Regions from separate parts of the Mus musculus genome. Here region 1 is linked to region 2. Evidence: chromatin loops called from intact Hi-C (ENCODE). Cell type or tissue: gastrocnemius. All regions are shown on one strand. Links, peaks and the distances in the headings refer to the core of each region. The heading gives the core; the rest is flanking DNA.

What was found. A loop is a pair of places that touch in the nucleus more often than their neighbours do. Peaks named below come from ENCODE experiments on the same cell type or tissue, not always from the same donor. Only the 100,000 strongest peaks of a DNase experiment are listed, where the experiment ranks them.
Region 1: it touches region 2 in a loop (2.1-fold over the local background); 2 of 42 quality-filtered maps call a loop at or near these places.

Annotation. Positions count from the first base shown.
Region 1 is chr9:110,793,200-110,800,890 of GRCm38, forward strand. It overlaps Prss42 (protease, serine 42), which reads left to right and starts at 4,986. Exons shown (of 5, transcript NM_153099.1): 1 at 4,986-5,209; 2 at 5,513-5,669; 3 at 5,959-6,221; 4 at 7,612-7,691. The coding sequence starts at 4,999. It also overlaps the pseudogene Gm46141. In gastrocnemius, for the core only: no CTCF peak of the experiment used is centred there; no DNase peak of the experiment used is centred there.
Region 2 is chr9:110,843,490-110,851,180 of GRCm38, forward strand. Prss46 (protease, serine 46) reads left to right here and starts at 1,017. Exons shown (of 5, transcript NM_183103.2): 1 at 1,017-1,145; 2 at 6,138-6,315; 3 at 6,507-6,769. The coding sequence starts at 1,061. In gastrocnemius, for the core only: no CTCF peak of the experiment used is centred there; no DNase peak of the experiment used is centred there.

The DNA of each region.
Region 1 (7,691 bases), core at 2,393-6,392, 50 kb before region 2:
AGCAATCCTCTGGGCAGCAGCCCCAGCCTTGAGCCTAGACAGGTGTGGAAGGGTCCTCTCCGCTTTCTTCAGCTGTAATCCACATCAGTAATGCTCGCAGGGACCAGAGTTTAGATGGTAGGAGTTTGTGATGGTGCAGCACAGCCTTCAGAGAAGCAGAGATGTGCAGCTTCTTTACACATTCGGTGGGTGCATTGTGGGTCCACTACCTTGGAGCACAGAGCCTGTGCACCAAAGGAGTACACAGCGTCCCTCAGTACCTGTGTTTCCTTGGGAATAGGATGCCCATGGGCTCCATGCTAGGATGGTCCTCTAGCCCTAAGCGCTGAGTGTCCAGGGTTAGGGCGATGCAACCGTGGACGTGAGGGCGGTACAAGGATGGCAACATCTCACACAGAGAGATCAAGTGCTAGTGGATTTGGAGTAGAACACACTCTACCAGTGGCTCTGATTTCAGGACAACGTTGTGATAGCCATGGTGGTCTCATCCCAGCCCTCGGGAGACAGAGGCAGGCAAATCTCTGTGAGTTCGAGGCCAGCCTCATCTATATAGAGAGTTCTAGGATAGCCAGAACTACATAGTGAGGTCCTGTCTCCAAAACAAAATTAAAAAGGGAAGAATTGTATTTCTTTAAGAAATATTTTTTAGTTAGCATAAAAGAGAATCGATTTCATTTGCTATGATATTTCCATGCATATGTATCTCCGGGCTTTGCTCTTATCAGCACGCTGCCCTTTGCCACCATCCCTTCTTCCTGCCTCTCGCTGATCCCCCTCCCTCCTCCCCCATAGTGAGTCTTTGGTTTTCATGTCTTCTGTTTATCTGTTTAAATCAAGATTCAGCCTAAAAGAGAAAACATTATAGTTTGTCTTTCTCCCATCCATCACCTCTTTGTTTTGTTTTTTTGTTTTTCTGTTGTTGCTTGGTTTCTGTGGCCTTGAACTCACAGAGATCTGTCAGCCTCTCCTCCCAAGTGTTGGGATCAAAGGTGTGCGCCACTATGCTTGACATGAAGTTCTTCATTCATTGTTCTTTTCTAAAACTATGAGATGAGCCCTAAGCAATTAGCTTTTTTCTCCCTCCCTCCCTCCCTCCCTCCCTCCCTCCCTCCCTCCCTCCCTCCCTCCCTCCCTCCCCTGTGATGCCAGGGTCTTACACATGGTAGGCTTCACAACTGAGCTGTGCTCCCAGCTTTGACTATGTCTTCTCTGTAGTGGGAAGTATTGAGATAATCAAACAAGACTTTGTGGTTGCCATGGATACTCTCCTAAGTACAGATTTTAAATACTTATTATTATTATTATTATTATTATTATTATTATTATTATTATTATTATTTGCTTATACCAGTGCAGAGGGTGGAGAGCTGTCGAGTTCTTCTTGGTGTCTGTTCCATTGTAAGTTTACTGGCATTCTCTCCTTGCCTCCGAGATGATGGCTTCTCCACGCTCCTGTGAACCACTCTGCCAGCAGCAGATTGCTATTACTTGTTCCTGGACACTCGGCAGGGTGTGTGAGTGTGCATGAGTGTGTATGCACATGTGCATGTGTGCCTGTGTGTATATGTATGGTTGTGTGTTCATGCATGAGTGTGTGTGCACATGTGCCTGTGTGTATATGTATGGGTGTGCATGTGTGTGTATGCACATGTGCACATGTGCCTGTGTGTGTATATGTATGGGTGTGCGTGTGAGTGCGCGTCTGTATGCTTTATTTCTAAGGGCCACCTCCTTAGGCCGGTGCATATTTGGGGCAGATAATGATGGGTGGGGTCTCCTAGCATAGGTTATCTCATATTGTCTTCACCCATTAGGTGAAGTTAGGTTTTTTTCCTCCTTCCTCTTAGCATAAGACTTTCTTTTGGGAGCGGGGCCGGGGGTGAGAAGAGAAGAGAGTAGCAGGCTCTGAACCTGGCTTCATTCCTCTTGTACAGTATTTCACTCTTGCATGCCTCCTCTAAACCACATTCTAAGCAAGGCTTTCTTTGGTCCTTTGCCCTGCCTCTAATCTTTCTCATAAACACTTGATGGAAATTTATGAAGAAAGGCCCATGAAAAGGTGCAAATTTACTTTGGATCTGCAGCTCCTAGAAGTTCTAAAGTCTTACAGTAGGCCACACTCCATACTAAAGACAATTTATTGGGCCTAAAACAGAGTGTGTAAATATATATATATATATATATATATATATATATATATCTCAGTGGTAGAGAGCACTAGCACACATGACCCACTAGGTCCAAACCCAAGCATGTATGCATGTGTGTGTGTGTGTGTGTGTGTGTGTGTGTACAGAAGTATGTGTGGGGCTCAGGAAAAGTCTAGATTGGGTGTCTCCTAGTGGGTTCTGGGGGTTCAATTCAGGTGGTCAGGGTTGCATGGCAAGTGCCTCCTCCAGCCTCTGAGGGATTTGACTGACCGGCAATCTCTGATCTTACCCTCTTGGATTAAAAGGTTCTATAATTTCTAACCTTATGATTAAAAGGTTCTGAAGTATTTTCGTGTTTCTTATAATCGCAACTTTGATGTAATTGCATTAAATGTCCTGCTTAATCTTTGAGGTGGCTTCAGCTTCAACACAAATGAACAGCTTCACGAGGTTCTGACATGAGAGTTAAGGCACTGATTTGGGGAAAGCAAGGATAATTTAAATGGGGTCACATTGGGGAACTTTGTAATCTCCTGCCCTCTTAGCAGCCTCGGACCTCTCTTGATAATAGAAGCAGCCAGCCTCACCGGTTCGTTTGACAGCTCTCACCTTGTTTAGCTTGCAGATGTCAGAGCTTTACTTGACGATGTGTTATAAAGACTCGACACTTTGGGTCCTGTACCACTTCAGTCAGCTTTCCCTGCGTCTGGGTCTAATGGGCAGAATAGCATCCCAGCATGTTCTATTCTAGAACAGGCTCAAAGTATGGGGCGGGAGAAACAACAAAAAACTCCCCTACAAAGAGAATTCACATGGGCTTTGAGTACTATTGGTAGCTATGACTTAAGCCCAGATAGGGAATGTGCTTACCAGAATCTCAGTTTGTTGGTTCAAATAGGTGTGGGGTAACTCTTCCAGCTTTCCACAAAATGTCAGGAGTTCCTTGCTGTGCTGGGCTTGTAGCTCAGTTGGTAAGAGGACCTCCCTAGCATGCACAGAACCTTGCATGGTTTTGTTTTGTTTCCCCCGAGACAGGGTTTCTCTGTGTAGCCCTAACTGTCTTAGAACTCTCTCCATAGACCAGGCTGGCCTTGAACTTAAAGAGATCCTCTTGCCTTCTAAGTGCTGCGATTAAAAGGATGTGCAACCACCACCCAGGTTTTTTTTTTTTTTTTTTTTTTTTTTTTTTTTTTTTTTAAGGTTTATTTATATCCAAGTACACTGTAGCTGTCTTCAGACACACCAGAAGAGAGTGCCAGATCTCATTACGGATGGTTGTGAGCCACCATGTGGTTGCTGGGATTTGAACTCAGGACCTTCAGAAGAGCAGTCAGTGCTCTTAACCACTAAGCCATCTCTCCAGCCCATTTTTTGTTTTAAATATCCCTGCATAAGCTTGGTGTGGTGGTGCCTGTAGTTCCAGTACAGGGAGGTGCAGGGAGGAGGATCTGACGTTCTAGGTCCTTTCTGGCTGCACAGAGAGTCGAGAGGCTTCTCTGCATACGCGAGAGACCCAGTCTCAAAAAGAAACAGTTTGAAAGCAGAGGGTTTCTGATGGGTGGGGGTGCAACTATTGGGATGGATGACCTGCTTTCCCACCCCTCTTGTGACCGAAAGAGCACCCTAAAGAATGTGCCCTTTCCCCAGTCCACTCCTATACAGGAAAACATTTAACTGGGGCTGGCTTACGGTTTCGAAGGTTTAGTTCATTTTCATCATGGTGGGAAACATGGCAGCATGCAGGCAGACATGCCGGAGGAGGAGAGTTCAACATCGTGGTCTGCAGGCAGCAGAAGTGACTGTTAAACCACACTGAGCATAGCTTAAGCACAGGAGACCTCAAAGCCCCGCCCCTGAGCCCCGCCCCTGCAATGACACACTTCCTCCAACAAGGCCACACCTCCTAATACTGCCACTCCGCATGGGACAAGTTTTCAAACACGTGAGTCTGTGGCGGCCATTCTTACTTAAACCCCCACACCAAGACATTGAAACATAAATTGATTTGGCCCTCCTCCTTCAGCTGGGGAAAGTCGAGAAGCACAGAAGGTCACAGGTTGCTGTTATTGTCTCTCTCCATCCTCCCAGGTCAACAGGGATGATGCCTAAGATCAAGGCTCTGAGCATCAGGACGGCAAAGAGAAAGCCGTGAGTTACCACAGAAGACACCAAGGACACAGAGTAGTAGAGATGGATTGACTTATGAGTATCTTTGGTGGCTTACTTAAGAACATATATTTATTTTTATTTTCTGTGTCTGAGTATTTTGCCTGCATGTATGGACATGCCTAGGGCCCACAGAGGCCAGAGAAGGGCACTCCATCCCCTGGAACTGGAGTTAAGAATGGTGTTGAGTTTCCATGTGGATATTGAACAGCAGTCCTTTGCAAGAGCACTGTGCACTCTTAAGCACTGAGCCACCTCTCCAGGCCTGGACATTTGCTAATTTTCTTTCAACTTGTCCCATAGCTCAGAGAGAAGAATAGCCTACAAGTAGAAGTCTGGTGAATGAATCTCGGTTTGAGGTGCCTCTTTGGAGACCTAGGGCTTCCCCTCTCATTCCCAGAGTTCTGTCCTTATCAGTTCTAAGCCAAGCTCCACAGGAAGTAAGGGGTCCTGAATTGGGAGGTCTCTATCAAGGATGGCTGTTCCCTCTGTCCCAGGCCGGGGTGTGCTCAGCGTGCTATGAACTGATTGAAAGCAAGAAGCTGTGATGCCTCTGACTCACTGGCGCCTCCCTGCAGCCCTCCACGGAGCCCGTTTCTCCTGACAGAACGGAGGGCGGCCACGTGAGCCTGGGGAGCGGGTGCCACCTTACTGGGAGATGGAGGGTGGCCTACGTGATGACATGGCGTCCGGAGGTGGCTCCCTGGGCCTCATAGTCTTCCTCTTGCTCCTTCAGCCAAAGCCCTGCGAGGCCTGGGCAGCCGCCTCTGTACTCTCTACTTCCGGTTTCCCCTCAGGGTTTAGTGAAGCCCCGAGGGACAACCCACCGCCACCCACCCGGGTGCGCATGTCCAAGGCTACCACCCGCTCTCCTTTCATGAACTTTTCCTTAGGTAATTTGGTAAGGGTTGTCTGTGGCAAGGGGAGGGCTGGGTCAAGGTCCACACTAAGAGCTAATGACTCCCTGAGAGTCACGGGTGTCGCTCAGGCCACTGTTGTGTAGAGTTCGGTTGCCTTGCCTCTGGGTGGCTTCAGGGGATATGACTGCCTGTATGATGTTGAAGCCTTGAGGGTATGAAGTGCCTGTGGTGTTCAACACTTCTTGGCTATCGTTGGGGGAACGTGTTTTTTTTCTGTGGAAATGCTAACATGAAGAGAGGGCCTAATGCTTATGAGTTCTTTTCATCTTCCCTCAGTGTGTGGCCAACCCTTTATGAAGATCATGGGAGGGGTAGACGCTGAAGAGGGGAAGTGGCCTTGGCAGGTGAGCGTTCGGGTCAGGCACATGCATGTCTGTGGAGGTTCCCTCATCAATTCCCAGTGGGTGCTGACTGCCGCCCATTGTATTTACAGGTGAGGAGTCTTGGGGAGGGATCTGGAGGGAAACCCTGCTGTCTAATCTACCTGCCTGACAGAAACATTCCAGAACAAAAGAAGGGGGTGGCCGTGCTATGACCATCTTGTTACTAGAAATATTTAGGGTGTGGCACAGGCAAAACAGTTGAGAGATTAATAAAGAGTTTTAGTGACAGACACAGGATGATAGAGATTTGGGACATGTTGAGAAGCAGGGACGGAGTGGAAGGGGTATAAGAGAGCTTGGTGGGGTCATGGCTAACGAGGCAACACATTTTTTCCATAGCCGAATCCAGTACAACGTCAAGGTGGGCGATCGGAGTGTCTACCGACAGAATACAAGTCTGGTGATTCCCATCAAGACCATCTTTGTCCACCCTAAGTTCTCAACAACTATCGTCGTTAAAAATGATATTGCTCTTCTCAAGCTCCAACACCCTGTGAATTTCACCACTAACATATACCCTGTCTGCATCCCTTCAGAGAGTTTTCCTGTAAAAGCTGGGACCAAATGTTGGGTGACAGGATGGGGAAAACTAGTGCCAGGCGGTAAGACTGGTGCTCAGAAGACCTTCTTCCTGGGGTAGAAACAAAAGATCCCAAGGGGCACAGAAGAGAAGCAGACTCCTTGGCAGGCATGTGTGTGTGTTTGTGTGTGTGTGTATGTGTGTGTGTGTGTGTGTGTGTGTGTTGTTGGGTAGGCAGTTTGGCAGAAATCAAGGTCATGGTCAGCTTAAGTGATCCTTGGTCTTGTGTTGAAATCTTTTGTCACAACGCAAACATCTGATGACAGCCCACAGAAGGTATCCCTCTCTCCTGGGAACTGGAAATGTGTCAAATCTCCTTTTGCAGATTTGTGGGGCAGTATGCTGAATGGTTATAGGAATTGCTACTTTCCCAGTGGACAAAGGCCAAATGTGATGGAATTCTCCTGTGTGGATATCCAGATCTGATTTATTTTATTTGGTGTGTTATAAGTGTTTTGCCTCCATGCATGTCTGTGTACCAAATGCCTGACTGATAGCTCTTGGGTGTCACCGCCCCCTGGGACTGGAGTTATATATGAGTTGTGAGTCTCCACACGCTGAGGGAGGTGAACCCAGGTCTCTTAACTGCTGAGCCATCTCTCTAGCACCTTGGGTGGATTTTGCCTCACGAAAGGATGATCTGCTGGCCAGCTTCTCAGTGGAAGTTCCTGCCTTGGTATTTATGGAGTTCCTTGTGCCTAGGGGAATTGGGTGAGCCACGGGTCTCTGTTGGTATGCATCTTATCCGTGAGAAGAAGTCAATTGCGATACCTTTTAGGGTTCTATCTCCTGAGAGCCTGTGATTGTGTTCTAGAAAGTGAAGAAAATTGGCTGGGTGTGGTGTTACGTGCAGAACTATGGATAGTTCGAGACTAGTCAGGGCTATGGAAAGACCCCATCTCACTGACAAATAAAGGATGGACAGGCTATCTCCTCTCTACCACACTGACATCAGTAATGAGTTTGATGGGCTGTCATTTCTTCATCCTCTCAGGTCTTGCTTCCTTTCAGAAATACTACTCTTCTTTTGTCTTAGTTTCCCCCCCTTGAAGCATGAGAATTGGACCCAGGGCCTTAAGTGTGCTAGTGAAGAGCTCTAGCACGAAGCTGTATTCCCTGCCCTTTCTACTTTTTCTTTTGAGGCAGAGCCTTGGACTCACTCACACTGTAGCTCAGGCAGGCCTTGCACTTGAGATTCTCCCACCTTGGCCTCCCATGGACTTACAGACTTAGGCCATTATGCCTGGCTCAATCCTGCCTGTTACTCAATGTTTTTCCTATCACCGTTTTTAGGTTTACTTTCTTCCGTGTCAGATGGGGACAATATTAACTTTTGTCCAGGGGGATTCTTGGGTGTTTGCATGCTTGCTGTCCACTGAGCAGATTTAGACGCTGCTGGTCTTTTTCATCAGCACCGGATGTTCCGACAGAAATCCTCCAGGAGGTGGACCAAAATGTCATCCTTTATGAGGAATGTAATGAGATGCTGAAG
Region 2 (7,691 bases), core at 1,794-5,793:
GGGAAACGTTTGATTTGCTTGTTTTTGAACATCGCACAGCAAGTGCGATTCCATTTCGGAGGCCTTTTTCAACTGCATTATGAGATTTTCCACAGAGCCACATGCAGCCACACTCAGTGCTGGGGAGCCACTAGGCATCCATTCTCTGAGGCAGCAGGGAGGGCCTTTCCATGAGGCTTCCCCACAGCCCCCCTGTGAAGTCTGCCCTTTGCCCGCCGCCTCTATAACTGTCCCTAGGGTGAAGCTTGTGTACTCTGCACATCTGATTCACTAGATGGTCCCCTACAGTGATCATGTCACTCCATCCCCCTCAGCAGCTGTAAGTGTGTGCCACCACGGGTGGCAGGGGGCAGCAGAATTGGGGTGCAGTCATGGACACTGTGAGGAACACGGATCCTTAGGGGAAGAAGATGTCTCAGGTGGGGAGGTGTCCAGACACTGTTTATTCTGTTGAAGGATAAAGACTCAAGCCCGAAAGACTTCCCTAGCAGTCCCACAGCCAGCACCCCACCCTTACCCTCCCCAGGACCTGCTCTCTTTTGAAAATACAGTCCCAAAGGAAAAATGGAAGTCTCCAGTTATAGAGCAGTTGTACATTGTGGAAAAGGAGTTGTGTCTCAGTTTCCGTATCTCTAGGGGCTCATCAGTGGAGACTGGCATGAATTCAGGGCAGCTCCATGGGCTAACCATAAAACACTGTCACAAACCTCACCCCTGGTGCTATCAAAGCAACAAGGGACAAGGTCACAGGCTCAGAGATAGGCATGAAGGCCTTTGCTGAGAGCTGGGCTCGGCAGACATTGTAATGGACCAGGCATGGTCGGATTGGTCACAGGCTCAGCACTGAACCCCCAAAGCACCATTCCAGGGTGGCGTCCGACAGCCTCCCTCCACGGCTGTGGCAACCATCCCCTTAAGGCTGCATCAGCAGGGTGAGCCCTTGCCCTCGGGCAGAGGCCTACCCTCTTTGATCGTAAGTAAACAACAGAGTTCTAGAATCCTTGCACCACGGAGACACTCCATCTTGTTCTGAGGAGCAGTAAGGGCTGGACTCTGTGCCATGGCGTGTGGATCAGTGGATCCTCACGGTCTTCTCTCCTCTCCACTTGCTTCTGCCAGACTTAATAGTCTGCCCTATATGGAAGGTAGGACCGAGGAGGGATCTGAGAGCCTGGTGTCTACATTGGTTGTCCTCATACCTTCAGGGCCTCCAACTGTCAGTACTGGGACCGGTACATCCTCAGGAGGCTGGTGGGATGGGTGTGAGCTGTGACCTCTCATGACCCACGTGTCCCATACAGAGTGGCACCAGCATCGGTTTTCAGGGTGACCACAAACAGATGAGGGAAGAAAAACAGGGAACAAACTAACATCCATGGTATGGATGAGCTTGCCTGGGAGTCTTAGGTCTTGTGACAATGACTGGGCTGTCTGAGTGTCCCCTCACCCTATACCAATTCTCAGATGAGATGGTTGACCTCAGTGGTGGATGCTGGGGCCTCTGTTTCACCCAGGAAACCTGGGTCCAGCTTTAGTGCTTTGTGTGTGGTAGAACCGGGACTCCAAAAACAAAACAAAAACACGCAACAACAAAACCCCAAAACACAGAAACAGCTTAATAGAGGCTTTGGGATTGAAGTATTTGAGTGGCAGAGGACATCCAGCTTCCCTTCCTGAGAAAGGTAGTTTGTGTGGTAGGAGCCCTACCTTGAGTCACCTGCTGGCTATACATTTTGTGCTGGACAGGCGCTAGCTGGGGTGGTAACTGGGAATGGAGTGCATATTCCCCAGCTTGGATACCGTCCTCTTCCATCATGGTGTGACACCTCTCTCCTGGACTAGTGCACTGTTGAATGAGTGACTGAACCCTGAACTTCACTATACTGTCAGGCAGTAGTGATGTTTTCGGGCGGTTAGGTTATGTGCAGCTTTAGGCACCAGCATGGGAACTAAGTGCTGTGCCTTAGGTGAGGGTGGGAGTCAGCTATGACCTTACAGAAACAGAGTCCACAAAGCCAATAATCTTTGGGGTGTCCACCTATGAATGCAAAACAAACAAAGAAACAAACAAACAAACAAAGCACCAGGATCCTGTTTGTTTGTAAGTGGTGGGGCCCAGCTTCTAGAACGTCCAGACAGAGTATCAAGGTCTGAGGAGGAATCCATTTGAACCCCTGAGTGCCTGCTACAGACAGAAGAGTGACTTTGGAACAAGGTTGATCTGCAACACACTGCACACGAAGGGTACAAAGAACCCATCATGGCTGCGGGGATGGCTCCGTGGTTAAGAGAGTGTGCTGTTCTTCCAGAGGACCTAGGTTTGGTTCCCAGCAGCCACATCTGAGGCAGCTCACAACTGCCTGTAACTCTAGCTCCAAAGAATCCACCTGCATTCACATGCACACGCAAAGACATTGCCATAACACACATACACAGAGTTAAAAAATAATACAACTATTAAAATCAACCCATCATGCTCCCTCCTTGGAGCAGATAACTGCTGTTAGCATCTCCAGACTGAATGCCATGAGTCCTATGTAAGGTTTAGAGGAAGGTTGGGGTCAGTCCTGTCTTGGACACAAGATCTTGGAAGATCTGTTCTTTGAGGCCCAATGATCTTACAGAGGGTGAGGAACACTGAAGAAAGGGCCAACCTTAACCCCAGCGTTGTCACTGTGGGACTGGTGAAGTTTTTTTCCCCAGAACTTTGGCTCTCTCTGGGGTTGTTGTTTTATGGGGGGGAGGGGGAGGAAAGGGCAAACTTCTTAAACTGTCCCCTGACTATCAACACTGAACAGTCTTGGTTAAGATAGACTGAAATCAGAAACAGAAAGGTCTTAGTCACTGTCCTATTGCTGTGATGAAACACCATGCCCAAGACAAGTTATCAGAGGAAGCGTTTGATTGAGGGCTTGCTTACAGTTTCAGAGGGTTAGACTATGATCATCATGGAGGGACACACGGCCACAGGAAGGCCGCCATAGTGCTGGAGCAGTACCTGAGACTCACATTTGATCCTTGAGTTGCAGGCAGAGACTGGGCCTGGTGTGGGCTTTTGAAACCTCAAAGCTCACCCCCAGTGACACACTTCCTCCAACAAGGCCACACCTCCTAATCCTTCTCAAACAGTTACTATGGAAAAGCATTCAAATATATGAGCCTATTGGGGGGGGGAGCATACTCATTAAAAACCACCAGTGTCCATAAAGAAGAAACAATAGCAGCAACAATGGATGGCCGTGAGCTTACCATTGTGTATGAGAAAGTCCAGGAATGTGGCTCTCTGTGGTAGGGGTGGGGATAAAGGAGAGAGGAGACAGGCATGGAGATGGGATGCAGGCATGAGCTGAGCATCCAGAGAAGAAGGCAGTACTGTGTGGAGACTTAGGGGTCTGCACGGTGCCTGTAACCCCTGTGGAAGGCCAGTAGTTGAAAGAACATTCTGCCCACAGGGGTCTATGACAAGGGAACAGTTACCTCTGATAGCAGGAGCTGGGGAGTTTAAAGATTTGTCACACGAGGTGGAGGTTGGGGATGGGAGAAGAACCTCCTAATGAAGGTAGAACTGCCTGTCCTTTATATAAAGTCAGGAAGCAGAGAGAGGCTTGGTGAGTCCTAGACTCCTTTGAGGACATGTCTCTACTGATGTTAAAGCCCCTCACCAGATCCCACCTCCGTGTGAGCATGTGCACCTATGTAGGCACATGTGTAGGCTGGGGGTTGACATCAAGATGTTCCTCTAAATCACTTTTCCACCATATTTTTTGAGACAAGGTCTTTCCCTGAACCTGGAATTCACCATTTCAGTCATACTGGCTGCCAGGAGAGCGCCTAGGATCTACTTGTGTTGGCCCACAAGCACTGGGGTTACAGGTGTGTCCACTGCCACATCTGCCTGGGAATCACGATTGCACAAGACCTTACCATCTCTCCAACCATAAACCATACCTCTTAAAGGTCTAAACCCTCTATATCACTTCCTGAGGACCAACTCTATATATGGACCTTCAAAGGAACACACAAATTACATCCACGCCATAGTGGTTTCAACAAGCTAGGACCTGTCTGATGTTAACTGCTAATAGGTAGTTTATCCTGGGTATTAGAGTTATCCATCGTCCCTTAACCATCCCAGCCCCCACCCCCACCCCAGACTGTAGCCGTTGAGCCCCAACACTGTTCTACGTTGCATGGTGTACAGCTGAGGGAAGCAGACTCTGTGCTCTGTGTCATGGCAGCGTCTGCTAGTGTGACATAGTTCAGTTCCACCTGTTTGAGGAGCTCAGTGACTACATGTGATGAAATGTCCCATTTAAAACAAACAAGACAGCCGGGCAGTGGTGGCCCACGCCTTTAATCCCACCACTTGGGAGACAGAGGCAGGCGGATTTCTGAGTTCGAGGCCAGCCTGGTCTACAGAGTGAGTTTCAGTACATCCAGGGCTACACAGAGAAACCCTGTCTAAAAACAAACAAACAAACAAACAAACAAAGACAACAACAAAAGCTCCCCTCCCCCATCAAAGATAGATCAAACCTCACTCCCACTGTGTATGGCGCCACACATCTGTAATCCTAGAACGTGGGAGATAAAGGAAAATCAGGATTACACCATACTTTGACTGGCTAGCCTGAGCTACATAGACCCTGAATTTAAGAAGAAGGAGGAGGAGGAGGAGGAGAAGGAGGAGGAGGAGGAGGAGGAGGAGGAGGAGAAGGAGAAGAAGGAGAAGGAAGGAGAAGGAGAAGGAAGAAGAAAGAAGGAGAAGGAAAAGGAAAGAAGGAGAAAAGAAGAAGGAGGAGGAGGAAAGAGAAAGAAAGAAAGAAAGAAAGAGAGAGAGAGAGAGAGAGAGAGAGAGAGAGAGAGAGAGAGAGAAAGAAAGAAAGAAAGAAAGAAAGAAAGAAAGAAAGAAAGAAAGAAAGAAAAAAAAGAAGGGGCTGGAAAGATGGCTAATCAGTTAAGAATACTGTTTTTCCAGAAGAACCAGGTTTGATTGACAGCACCCAGGTCAAGCAGCTCACAACCATTTGTAACCCCAGTTCCAGGGAATCTGATATCCTCTCTGTGTATGGCACACACATGATGTGCAGAAGTATATACAAGCAAAACACCATGCACATAAAAATAGAATCAAATAATAAAAAGGCAAAACTAACTAGTTTAGTACAAAGACTAAAATCTCAACCTTATCTCCAGTTCAATGCAAGCTCCTATCCTCCTGTCCCTGTTCTTGAGGCCAGGGAGAGACAGGCAAGCCTCTTTATTTCCTGGGTATGTATGAGCTAGGGCTATAGTTGTGCAATAAAACATCATGCAAAAAAAAAAAAATAAAGAAAAAAAGAAGGAAGAGAGAGAGGGAGAGAAAGAGAGAGAAAGCAAGAAAGAGGGAAAGAAAGAAAGAAAGAAAGAAAGAAAGAAAGAAAGAAAGAAAGAGAGAAAGAGAGAAAGAAAGAAAGAGAAAGAAAGGAGGGAAGGAGGGAAGGAAGGAAAGAAGGAAGGAAGGAAGGAAGGAAGGAAGGAAGGAAGGAAGGAAGGAAGGAAGGAAGGAAGAAAAGAAAGCCAGCCAGCCGGGCAGTGGTTGCATACACCTTTACCAAAGGCAGGTAGATCTCTGTGAGTTTGAGGCCAGCCTGGTCTACAGAGTTCCAGGACAGCCAGGGTTACACAGAAAAGCCCAGTCTCAAACAAACAAACAAACAAACAAACAAAACAAAACAAAACAAAACAAAACAAAAAACAAACCTGTCCATGTATTTTTAGATGCAACCAACAGGAGTCCTGGGCACGAGGCCCGACACTCGCTCAGAGTTGATGATCTCACCCTCTGGTGATTCTCCCCCCCCCCCCCAGTCATCCATACCACGGGCAAGAATGAGTCCTGGGGTGATTGCTCATAACCATAACAAGTGTCAGACAGTTGTCTGGACTACTGTTTAAGGGAGTTTCTTTATAACTGGGGCCTCCGGCTGCTTCTGAGTCAGTGGTTCCCAGTTTTGAGGTGGTAGCTTCAGTCCCTCCCCCGACATACGCCAGTGGCAGTGACTGCTTGGGACACAGCTAAATGATGTGTTGGTGGTCTGCCATGGCCCATGGGATGAGGGCTACCCTTTGCATCCCTCTCTCCACTCTCCCCTCAGGTCCCTGGATCTGGTCCTGTGGTCAGACCAACATAACCTGCAAGGTGGTAAATGGGAAGGCGGTGGAAGTAGGCAAGTGGCCGTGGCAGGTAAGCATTCTTTTCCTGGGAATGTACATCTGCAGCGGCTCCCTCATCCACCACCACTGGATCCTCACCGCTGCACACTGCTTACAAAGGTCAGCTCTGGGGCATCCGCATTTGAGGGCTTGGCTTTCAGGCCTTGGTGGGGGGTGGGGAGTGTGGATGGGTCTTGGTGAATCTGGGCATTTGGGAGTGGAGGACATTACCGGAGGGAGCCTATCACTCAGAACCTTATTGTCACTCATGCCCTTACTACTAGTGATCTGAATCTTCTCTGGGCCTGCAGATCCAAGAACCCGGCTAAATACACTGTGAAGGTGGGAGTCCAGACCCTCCCAGACAACAGCACCTCTGAGCTCCTGGTCACTAGAATTGTAATTCACGAGAACTTCATCAATCGCATGTCTGACGACATCGCCATCCTGAAGCTCAAGTATCCTGTCACTTGGTCCCCCCTCGTCCAGCCAATCTGTCTCCCCTCATTCAATTTAAAGCCAAGCATTGGAACCATGTGCTGGGTCGTCGGGTGGGGACTTGAAAAGGCCGAAGGTGAGTGCAGTAGAGCAGAGGTCTCAAGACACCTGTCTTTGCAGAACACGGTCATGGGGTCACTCACTCATCTCTTCATTCACTCTGTCATCTGCAAGCATTTCCTGAGCCCAAAGATACACTCAGCATTCAAGGATAAGAGAGACAAGTGACTTGCGAGGACCTCAGCTTCCAAAGTTAAAGTGTGTGTGTGTGTGTGTGTGTGTGTACACCTGTGCTAATGTACACACGCCACAGTGTGTACTTGAAGGTCAGAGGACAACGTTCAAGGAGTTGATTCTTTCTACCACCATGGGCCCTCGGACCAAGCTCAGTTCATCAGACTTGATGTACTTGCTAAGCCATCTCACCAACCCCCAAAGCCCAGTTACGTCAGATCCTACACCAAGTCCTTAGCCTGCCACCTAGTAGGAAGTTACATCTTTGGCTGCTCATAGGGATTGGCAGATACAATGAGGCATGGAGGTGGCCTCTCTAGTCAGTGTGTACCCATAATCCTCAGAGATGCAGCCCTATTGGTGTTATTGGAGTCCTGGCAACCTTTCAGCAGGTAGCAGGTGCCATATCTAGCTGTCTAGGGTCTTGCTGCCTTTCCTAGGAGCAGTGAAGCAATGCTTATTCTCACAGACCCAGAATTGTTGGGAAAATATCTCCTTGTTCTCACTTGATACTTGATTATCACCCTAACCCCCTGGGAGACTTTTGCTTCACTTGTTTTGTTTTAGTTTAGTTTGTTGTTGTTGTTTTGTTTGTTTGTTTGTTTGTTTTTTGAGGCAAAGGTCTGTCTACATAGCCTTAGCTATCCTGGAACTCACTATGTAGACCAAGCTGGCCTCAAACTCAGATATCCACCTGCCTCTGCCTTCCACGTACTGGGATTAAAGTTGTGTACCACCCTTGGTTCTTAATTTTCTCAATGAGT